Linked DNA regions of Homo sapiens: all the other regions are linked to region 2. The links are chromatin contacts, found by Hi-C or POLR2A ChIA-PET in ENCODE. All regions are on one chromosome and are shown on one strand. Each heading gives the region's core, a stretch centred on a gene start or an enhancer-like site at or near the end of the contact. The rest is flanking DNA. Distances are from core to core; before and after follow the strand shown.

The links. A loop is a pair of places that touch in the nucleus more often than their neighbours do. ChIA-PET counts read pairs that join two places held with the same protein, here RNA polymerase II (POLR2A). Pooled maps may share reads with other maps.
Region 1: a loop to region 2 is called in a pooled map, with 6 times the contacts of the local background. The contact joins the enhancer-like site here to the promoter of MBP in region 2. A Hi-C loop is called at or near these places in 2 of 37 single-sample maps with no recorded cell type and 5 of 50 pooled maps. POLR2A ChIA-PET finds 5 or more read pairs at or near these places in 1 of 52 experiments (activated CD4-positive, alpha-beta T cell).
Region 3: a loop to region 2 is called in a pooled map, with 9 times the contacts of the local background. The contact joins the promoter of ZNF407-AS1 here to the promoter of MBP in region 2. A Hi-C loop is called at or near these places in 3 of 37 single-sample maps with no recorded cell type and 9 of 50 pooled maps. POLR2A ChIA-PET finds 5 or more read pairs at or near these places in 1 of 52 experiments (naive thymus-derived CD4-positive, alpha-beta T cell).

What each region holds. Positions count from the first base shown.
Region 1 is chr18:79,519,055-79,521,754 of GRCh38, reverse strand. The region is part of intron 9 of NFATC1 (nuclear factor of activated T cells 1); the gene reads right to left. It overlaps LOC102723506 (a long non-coding RNA gene), which reads left to right. Exons shown (of 3, transcript XR_935689.3): 3 at 1,330-2,434. Among named protein-coding and RNA genes, the nearest start is that of NFATC1, 120 kb to the right of the region's middle. Within about 2 kb of position 1,299, at least 3 of the 41 ENCODE cell types and tissues checked have a DNase peak (open chromatin) inside an H3K27ac peak, as active enhancers do.
Region 2 is chr18:77,131,440-77,134,139 of GRCh38, reverse strand. MBP (myelin basic protein) reads left to right here and starts at 1,357. Exons shown (of 9, transcript NM_001025101.2): 1 at 1,357-1,560. RefSeq lists a silencer at 1,093-2,392.
Region 3 is chr18:74,596,518-74,599,217 of GRCh38, reverse strand. ZNF407-AS1 (ZNF407 antisense RNA 1) reads left to right here and starts at 1,383. Exons shown (of 2, transcript NR_024484.1): 1 at 1,383-2,700. ZNF407 (zinc finger protein 407) reads right to left here and starts at 1,348. Exons shown (of 9, transcript NM_017757.3): 1 at 1,281-1,348. RefSeq lists enhancers at 353-572, 1,363-1,572 and a silencer at 963-1,262.

The sequences.
Region 1 (2,700 bases), core at 50-2,549, 2.4 Mb before region 2:
CATCTGTGGATGCACCCCACACACACACAGACACACACATCAGTGGATGCTCCCCACACACACACACACACATCAGCAGACGCCCCCCCCCCCACACACACAGACACACACATCAGCGGATGCCCCCCCCCCCACACACACAGACATACACATCAGCGGATGCTCCCCCCACACACACAGACACACACATCAGTGGATGCCCCCCCACACACACATACACATCAGTGGATGCTCCCCACACACACACAGACACACACATCAGTGGATGCCCCCCACACACACACATACACATCAGTGGATGCTCCCCACACACACACAGACACACACATCAGTGGATGCCCCCCACACACACACAGACACACACATCAGTGGATGCTCCCCACACACACACACATCAGTGGATGCTCCCCCCCTACACACACACACACAGACACACACATCAGGAGACGCCCCCCCCCACACACACAGACACACACATCAGCGGATGCCCCCACACACACATGGACACACATCAGTGGATGCTCCACCCCCCACACACAGACACACATATCAGCTGATGCCCCCACACACACATGGACACACATCAGTGGATGCTCCCCCCCTACACACACACACAGACACACACATCAGCAGACGCCCCCCACACACACACAGACACACACATCAGCGGATGCCCCCACACACACATGGACACACATCAGTGGATGCTCCCACCCCCATACACAGACACACATATCAGTGGATGCCCCCCCCCACACACACAGACACACACATCAGCGGATGCCCCCCCACACACAGACACACACATCAGTGGATGCTCCCTCCCACACACACACCAGTGGATGCTCCCCTCCTACACACACACAGACACACACACCAGTGGATGCCCCCCCCACACATACACAGACACACACATCAGTGGATGCCCCCCCCCACACACAGACACACACATCAGTGGATGCCCCCCCACACACACACACATCAGTGGATGCTCCCCTCCTACACACACAGACACACACATCAGTGGATGCCCCCCCCCCACACACACATATCAGTGGATGCCCCCCAACCACACACAGACACACACATCAGTGGATGCCCCCCCCGACACACAGACACACACATCAGTGGATGCCCCCCCCACACACACACAGACACACACATCAGCGGATGCCCCCACACACACGGACACACATTAGTGGTGGATGCACCCTCCCCCCCCCACACACAGAGTCTTCTGCTGCTTGGCTATACTTATTTTTCAGTCATTTCTCCGGTACTAGCTTAAATGTGCCTTAAACTTTTTTTATGTGGGGGTGGGGGAGGCAGGTGGCCAGAGGCGCCAGCGGAGCAGGATGTCGGAGCTGCCACTCGCCTTCCACTGTGCTGTGAGAGCCACCGGGACACGTCAGCATCTCCCCTGTTCTGAAATCAACACCGAGACACACCGAGTCCCTCCGGAGGCATCTGCAGAGGCAGCAACGCCACGCGAGGGCTGCCGACTCTCCAGCTCCAACATTTCGTCCGGACCTCCCGGCAGCGCAGCGGGGGATCCCCTCCCGTGAGGGGCCCGGAGGGGCTTCGAGAAGGCTGTCGCCTGATGGGCTCCGTCAAGTTTCCCCCTGCAGACCCTCATTCTACCAGTTTTGATTCCATTTTAAATCTGACTTCCAAGTGGCACCCCTGCCGACGGTCAAAACGCCCCCTCTCCTGGTGTGTGCCCTCCATCCCCGCTTCCTGGGGGCAGCCGGTTTCTTGCTGTCTGGACAACAGAGCTCTGCCAATGCCACTTATCTCGCCCGTCCAGGACTTTATCACCAACTGTCCTACTTCCGACTCCAGCAAAGGAGCGACAGCGAGCACGTCTGTGCTTGGCTGTGACTAACAGGGCCTCTGAATAAAGTGAAAATAATCCCACTTTAAGCTGCAAGAGGAAAGACCCACAGAAGGAAAGTCCTTCACGGACGGAGACCCAGGATCCTGAAATGCAGTGCGTCCCTTCAACGTTCTGAGAATAAAAATTTAAACATGCAAGCCCCGGGAGGAAAAGCAATTCCTAAAACATGGCAGAAACAACATAAAAAAAATCTTGCTGTTGTTTTAAAAACTGACCTAAGACCAGGCATGGTGGCTCACACCTGTAATCCCAGCACTTTGGGAAGCCAAGGCGGGAGGATCACTTGAGGCCAAAAGTTCAAGACCAGCCTGGGCAATGTAGTGAGACCACCCCCCATCTCTACAAACAAATGTAAAAATTAGCCAGACATGGTGGTGTGCACCTGTGGTCCCAGCTACTTGGGAGGCTGAGGTGGGAGGATGGCTTGAGCCCAGGAGGTTGAGGCTGCAGTGAGCTGAGATTGTACCACTGCATTCCAGCCTGGGTGACAGAGCAAGACCCTGTCTCAGGAAAAAAAATAAAAAAATAAAAAATAAATAGCCTGATCTCCTGTTTTCCAGGAAAGCCCGAGCCTTGTAAGGGTTTTTCAGATGGTAGTGAAACAACTTGGAAGTCAGCAATTCCTAAGGATTTTCCAAATCTTCTCAGACTAAAATTCTCCCACTTTCCTGCTGCCTTGTTCAAACCATGGTTCGGAGATCTGTGAGCAGCCTGCCAGCCGCCGGAGGCTCTGAAGCCTTTCTGAGGCGAGGTCTTTGCACCTGAACGCTCTGGTAGAACAAGGTTTAGCAAAAGGGAGCCTG
Region 2 (2,700 bases), core at 108-2,607:
CCTGAGCTTTGAGTGACTTGAGCTGGGACCTGGGTGCACCCGGGTTCATTGTCACCACCCGTGCTCCTAGGGCAGCTGTCCAGCCTCCCACGCCCACTCCGCTCATCCTTGACTTAAAGTGAGGTTGTGGGGCAGAAAAATTGGAGAAACACACTATCTTTGGCACCCTTTTCCCTCCTCACCTTCAGCCTCAAAGTCTCAGAACCCTCCTGCCCCCTCCACTTGAAAATCTCTCCTGAGGAAACGACCAGACTGAATGCTTTTGCGTCGTTGTGGAAGTATTTCTCTTCCAGTTGCCAGCATTTGAAGACAGTTGCTAAATCCTCCGGGGCTTTGGGGGAGGCTGGTTTTAGGCCGAAACCCCGACCCCGTGCTGAAGTCTGAGTCCCGCCTCCCAGCGCGGGCCGGGACAGCGCTCACCCCTCTCCCTCACTTCCTAACAAACTGTGTGGGTCCCAGGCTGCTCCAGGTCCCCTGGAAGCTCCAGATCCAGATCCCTGACTGGGGGTGTAGGTCAGGAGGAACGCGGGGCCTCATTCTGGGACTCCCCCAACCTCCTCCTCTTCCACCATCAGGAGGCTGAGAATCCAGAGAAAGATCTCTGACCACTAAATCTGTGTGCAGGTGAGTCACGGCTAAACAGCAGGCTTTTTCTTTTTAACAAGACAGCGACGAAGACCACGATGTCTCTGGGCTGCAGGACCAGGCTGCTTCCTCGCACCTGCGCGTGTTTTGCTGTCTTTTCCGCGCACGCTTCCTGCGCCGGTCCTGCAGGAGAAGGTGCGCCCCTAGCTCCCAGCTCCCAGCTCCCAGCTCCCAGAGGAGCACCTGCCAGCCGGACATGGGCCTGGCCTGGGCTCCAGGGGAGGGAGGGAGTGCCTTGGGAGGACCTGCCGGCTCCTTTCGCCTCCAGGCCGGGCTGACTCTCCTCCTGCAGGGCCGGGGCTGCGCCAAGTCTATCGGCAGTTTCTGGGGTTTCCAGCCCCTGAGGACGCGGGGAGATGCGGCCTGGCACCCCTCCCGCGAGGTCGAGGTCGGGGTCGGGGTGGGTTCGGAGGCCAAGCCTCCGAACGGGAAGGGTCGACGGGCCGCAGTTCGGAGCCCAGTTCGGCAGCGGGCGAGGCTCCAGGCCGCCCCTCCGAGGTCTGACCCTGCGCGTGGGCCCCGTGCGCCCCCCAAGTTCCGCGTGGGCAGAGCGGGCCCGGGGTCCTCCGAGCTCCCGGGGCGGCGCCGGCGGCCGCGTCCAGGTGGGGCGGGCCCGGCGGGATCGGCCTGTGTTTACCTGGCTCGCAGGAAGCCCGGGGAGGCGGGGCCGGGGAGCTGGGTGCGCGCCCGTCCCTCGGAGCCGCCGCCGTCAGTCACCGCCGCCGCGCGCCAGAGAGAAGCAGCCTCCGGCCCCGGCGGCCCCTGTCTCCCGACCCCGGAAGGCGAAGCAGGCTGCCCGGGGACCCCGCGCGTGGGCGCTTGAAGCCGAGACCAGCCTGCCCGGGCCTGGGCAGGCGGAGCAGGGCCTTGGACCCCGCGGCGCCCCTCGGCCTCGGAGCAACGAGCGCAGCGCCGGTGGGTGACCCTCGGGGACGGGCGGGCTGCTCTGCCGCCTTTGTCTCTGTGCCCCTCCGAGTGGGGACCGCGGAGACCTGGGCGGGACCCCGGACCGGAGCCCCGCGGGAGCCGGGGGCGCAAGATCGGGGACAGGAGCTATCCCGACGCCCGGACTCCGGGTCCCTTTCTTGGCTGGGGACGCGCAGGGAGAACCTAGGCAGCGGAGCAGGTGGCCGAGCAGGTAGCAGCCGGCGGCCTCCCTGACCCGAACCCAAGTCGCCGCCCCCGATCCCCATTGCGCGGGGGCTGGGCGCGGGTGTAGACGCGGGTTTACAGCGCCGGGGCCCGACCCTGACAGGTGTCCAGGGGTGGACTCCAGCCAGGCCCGGCGGTCCCAGGGTCGCTGAAACCGCTCGGCCTCGGGCCGTGGGGCTGAGGGGAGGAGTCTAGGGTGGGAGGGGACGGCGGTCAAAAGCGGCCACTCTGGGCGGGTGTGGAGAGGGTGCTGGCTGCCAGGGCGGGCTGGGGGGTCCTCCCGGCTCGCGGCGCCTGCTAATCACACCCCGGGGGCCCCGCGCGCGATCGCGCTCCTGCCCCTGCCCCCGGGGCGAAGCGCAGTCTCCCTCTGAGCTCCAGGGGCGGCCAGGAGAGCCCGGGTCCGGGCTTCCGCCTTCGCAGGGCCTGTCTCGGGCTCTTCGGCCGGGCCCGTCGCTGCGCCCACCTGGGCCCACGTGCGCCGCCCGCAGCCGCCCGCCGGCCCGCCCGGGTCTTCCCGGCAGTCCCCTCCTGGGCCCCACTGCCTGTCCTGGGCCGGGTGCGTCCGTTTTCCGTGGCCCCCGAGGCCGGGGTGTGTGACCTGCGGTCATTTGCCGCCACACTAGATTTTCCGGGGTGCTGGGGGCAGCGCCTTGTGTCCTTTCGCGTCCACCTGAGCCCCCCCGTTTTGGAAGGTGGAGTGGGGCTTGGGAAAAGGTTCAAGCGTCTTTGGGGACCCCCGTGCGACTCTGGCTGGAAACAGGCGAGCTCTGGTTCCTTGTTCCGTTTTCCAATTGCAACAACGTGAGAATCAACAAGTGCTCGGTTTCTCTGCGCGTGGGTGAGGGGCGCGTGGGCTCGCTGGGTGCTGGGGTGGGGAGGGGGCGTGGACTTCGTTCCGGG
Region 3 (2,700 bases), core at 134-2,633, 2.5 Mb after region 2:
TTTGTATATAGCAAAGTGAGTCTCAGTTTGTAAAAAGGGAATAATTCCTACTACACAAGATTGCTGTACTAAATGAAGCACAGTGAGTATGCCAAATGACATATAAGCTCTTCTTAATAAGGTTCTGATGAGTATATGTTAGGGCCCCTGTCTACAGTGTTCTAAATGGACCAGCACTTCACCACAAAACAGATACATACTACGACTAGGATGTCACCAGGCATAGACTGCAAAGCTGTAACTCAAATCACTATTAAGACTGTAATTACTTATAAAAGTATTCTACATGTGTGTCCACGGATGTGGGATGTCCTATTCCAAAACTCCCCAATGAAATAAATGGCTACTCAAAACCCAGCGCAACCGACAGAGGTCAGCGGCCACTGCACCCCGCCTCCACCAGCTTAAACTCCAGAAGGAGGCCAAGCACCCAGGGCGTGCTAGCTGGCTGGAAAGAGGTGAGCATCTACTGAGAAACCCACTGCTGCCCGCAGCGGTGTCAGGCAGCCGCGGGTCTCCCCGCAGTGGCGCAAAGCGAGCTGAAGTCGGGAATGGCTAGGACCCTTCGCTGCCACCGCGGTGCTTTCGGCCACCGCACTTGTGTGCCCTCCGCCCGCCCACACCAGCGTCGCTTAACGGAAGAAGGCGCGAGTAGCAGCGGCGCAGCCAGGGCACCTGGGGGTGACACGAGAGTGGGCGGGCGGTCCAGGGAGCCCCTGCTGGAAACCAGACGCTAAAGCTTGCAGCTGTGCAGCTAGGGGAGCATCTGTTTTCCACTTGAGAGCAACCCGGGCACGCGAGAACGGCCCGATTTCGGTGCAGGGGTGCGTCCCGAAGGAACGGGGGACTGTTTCTGCGCGGACAGGCGAACCCGGCAGGGGAAACCGAGGCCACGCTAGGTCCGCAGCCCCGAGGTGTCCACAAGAGCTCCGCTCGCGCAAGGGCGCGGAGCGAGGCTGCCCGCGGGACCGGCCTGCGGAGCGAGCGGGTGAGAGGGCAGGGCGGCAGCTGGGGCCTGGGGGAGGAGGGCGGCGAGGCAGCGTGAGCGAACGAGCGAGGGTGTGTGTCCGGGCGTGAGTCTGGGCGGGTGTCGGGAAGGAAGGCGACAGGGAGGGGCGGAGGCGGGGGGAGGGGGGAGGAGAAAGAGCGAAGGGCCCAGACGGGGCTCTGGGCGCCCAGCCGCCCGGCTTCGAGCCCTCAAGCCACCGCCCCCAGGCCCCGCGCTGACGCTGGACGGTCCCCGCCTCCAAACCCCCCGCCCCGGCCAGAGAATAACTTACCTGTTTGGCGACGGAATCGCTCCTGCTCGCCCCTCTGACTGACTCCTCCGGCTCACCGTCTTCCCTTTGGGAGGAAGAGGCGGGACATCCTGTTTCTCCGTCGAAGGACTTCCGGTGGCTTCCAAGGCGACTCCGTAGTGGATGCAGCGCCGGACGCCACAGCCGAAAAACAGAATCTTGGAACTGGTTTAGTACAATCCAGGTCGAGTTCCTTGTTTTTTATCCGAGTGGCCGGCAGGCCCATGTGCTGTCTTGTTTTTAACACATCAGCTCTTGCCGGAAGCCGCTAAGAGATAAAATAGGAAGTCCCACCCTTCCCTTAGAGAAGGAAAACGGAGAGCCGAAGGAGTCAATCTAAATTCGATGAGCGCGTCGGGCTCCAAGGCAGGCGCTGTCAGCCCGGGAGGGCTGTCTGGGATTTCTAGAGGGTCCCAGAACGGGTTCTTCCCAGGCCGATCCCGCCTGCTTCCTGCCCCGTCTCTCCACCCGCCTCCCGCCCTCTGTAAGGGACCCCGAGGGCGGCGCCGGAAACACGGAGAAGGCCCAGAACGGCGCGGGACCCGAGAGGCCTACGTTGGCAAACGCAGCCCGCTGCCCCTTTGCTCGCTTCCCCCGGGCCTGGAGTGGCTCCTGTCGCTTCTGGCGCTCCGATTTCGAGAAATGACTTTCAGCTGTGCAAGGCGAGAATGCTACTTTAGATGATGAGAAAAAATCTCTCGAATGGCTCCCAAAATGAGGTCCTTGTTTAAGAGGCCACAGGAAGCCGCTAGCCGAACTCTGATACCAAAGAGGAGGCCAAGAAGCGGACTGTGGCTTGGTGACCTGTTTGGTATTGCCAAATTTTCAGCTTTTATTAAAGCTGAAACACCTTGGCTGTTTAAAACGTTCGACAAGGACTTTTTTATGAACGTTAACGGCACAGCATACGGGTTTTTTGGAAAAAAAAAAAGGCAGGACTTCAGCCCGTCCGCCCCCTTGTGCAGGTCCATTCATGAACCTCGAGTTAGAGGCCTTTCTTCTGAAACTCAGAATCTAGTAGGGAAGACCTGTGTAGACGAATAAAAATAAATACATCACAGCTTGTTAAGTGCTGTGACAAAGAGGCAGTGAAATCCTGCTTGAGGTCATCTGCCTTGCTAAAGAGGTTTGACTATGTTGTAGGCACAGGGTTAGGGTTAGACTCTGTAATGGGAAGTTATGTGATCAGATTTCTGTTTAGGAAGATCACTGGCCAGGCGGGGTGGCTTACGCCTGTAATCCCAATACTTTGGGAGGCCGAGTCGGTGGATTGCTTGAGGCTAGGATTTTGAGACCAGCCTGGGGAAACCGCGTCTCTACTAAAAATTTGAAATTAGCCAGGCATGGTGGTGCGAGCCTGTAATTCCAGCTACTTGGAGGCTGAGGCGGGAGAATAGCTTGA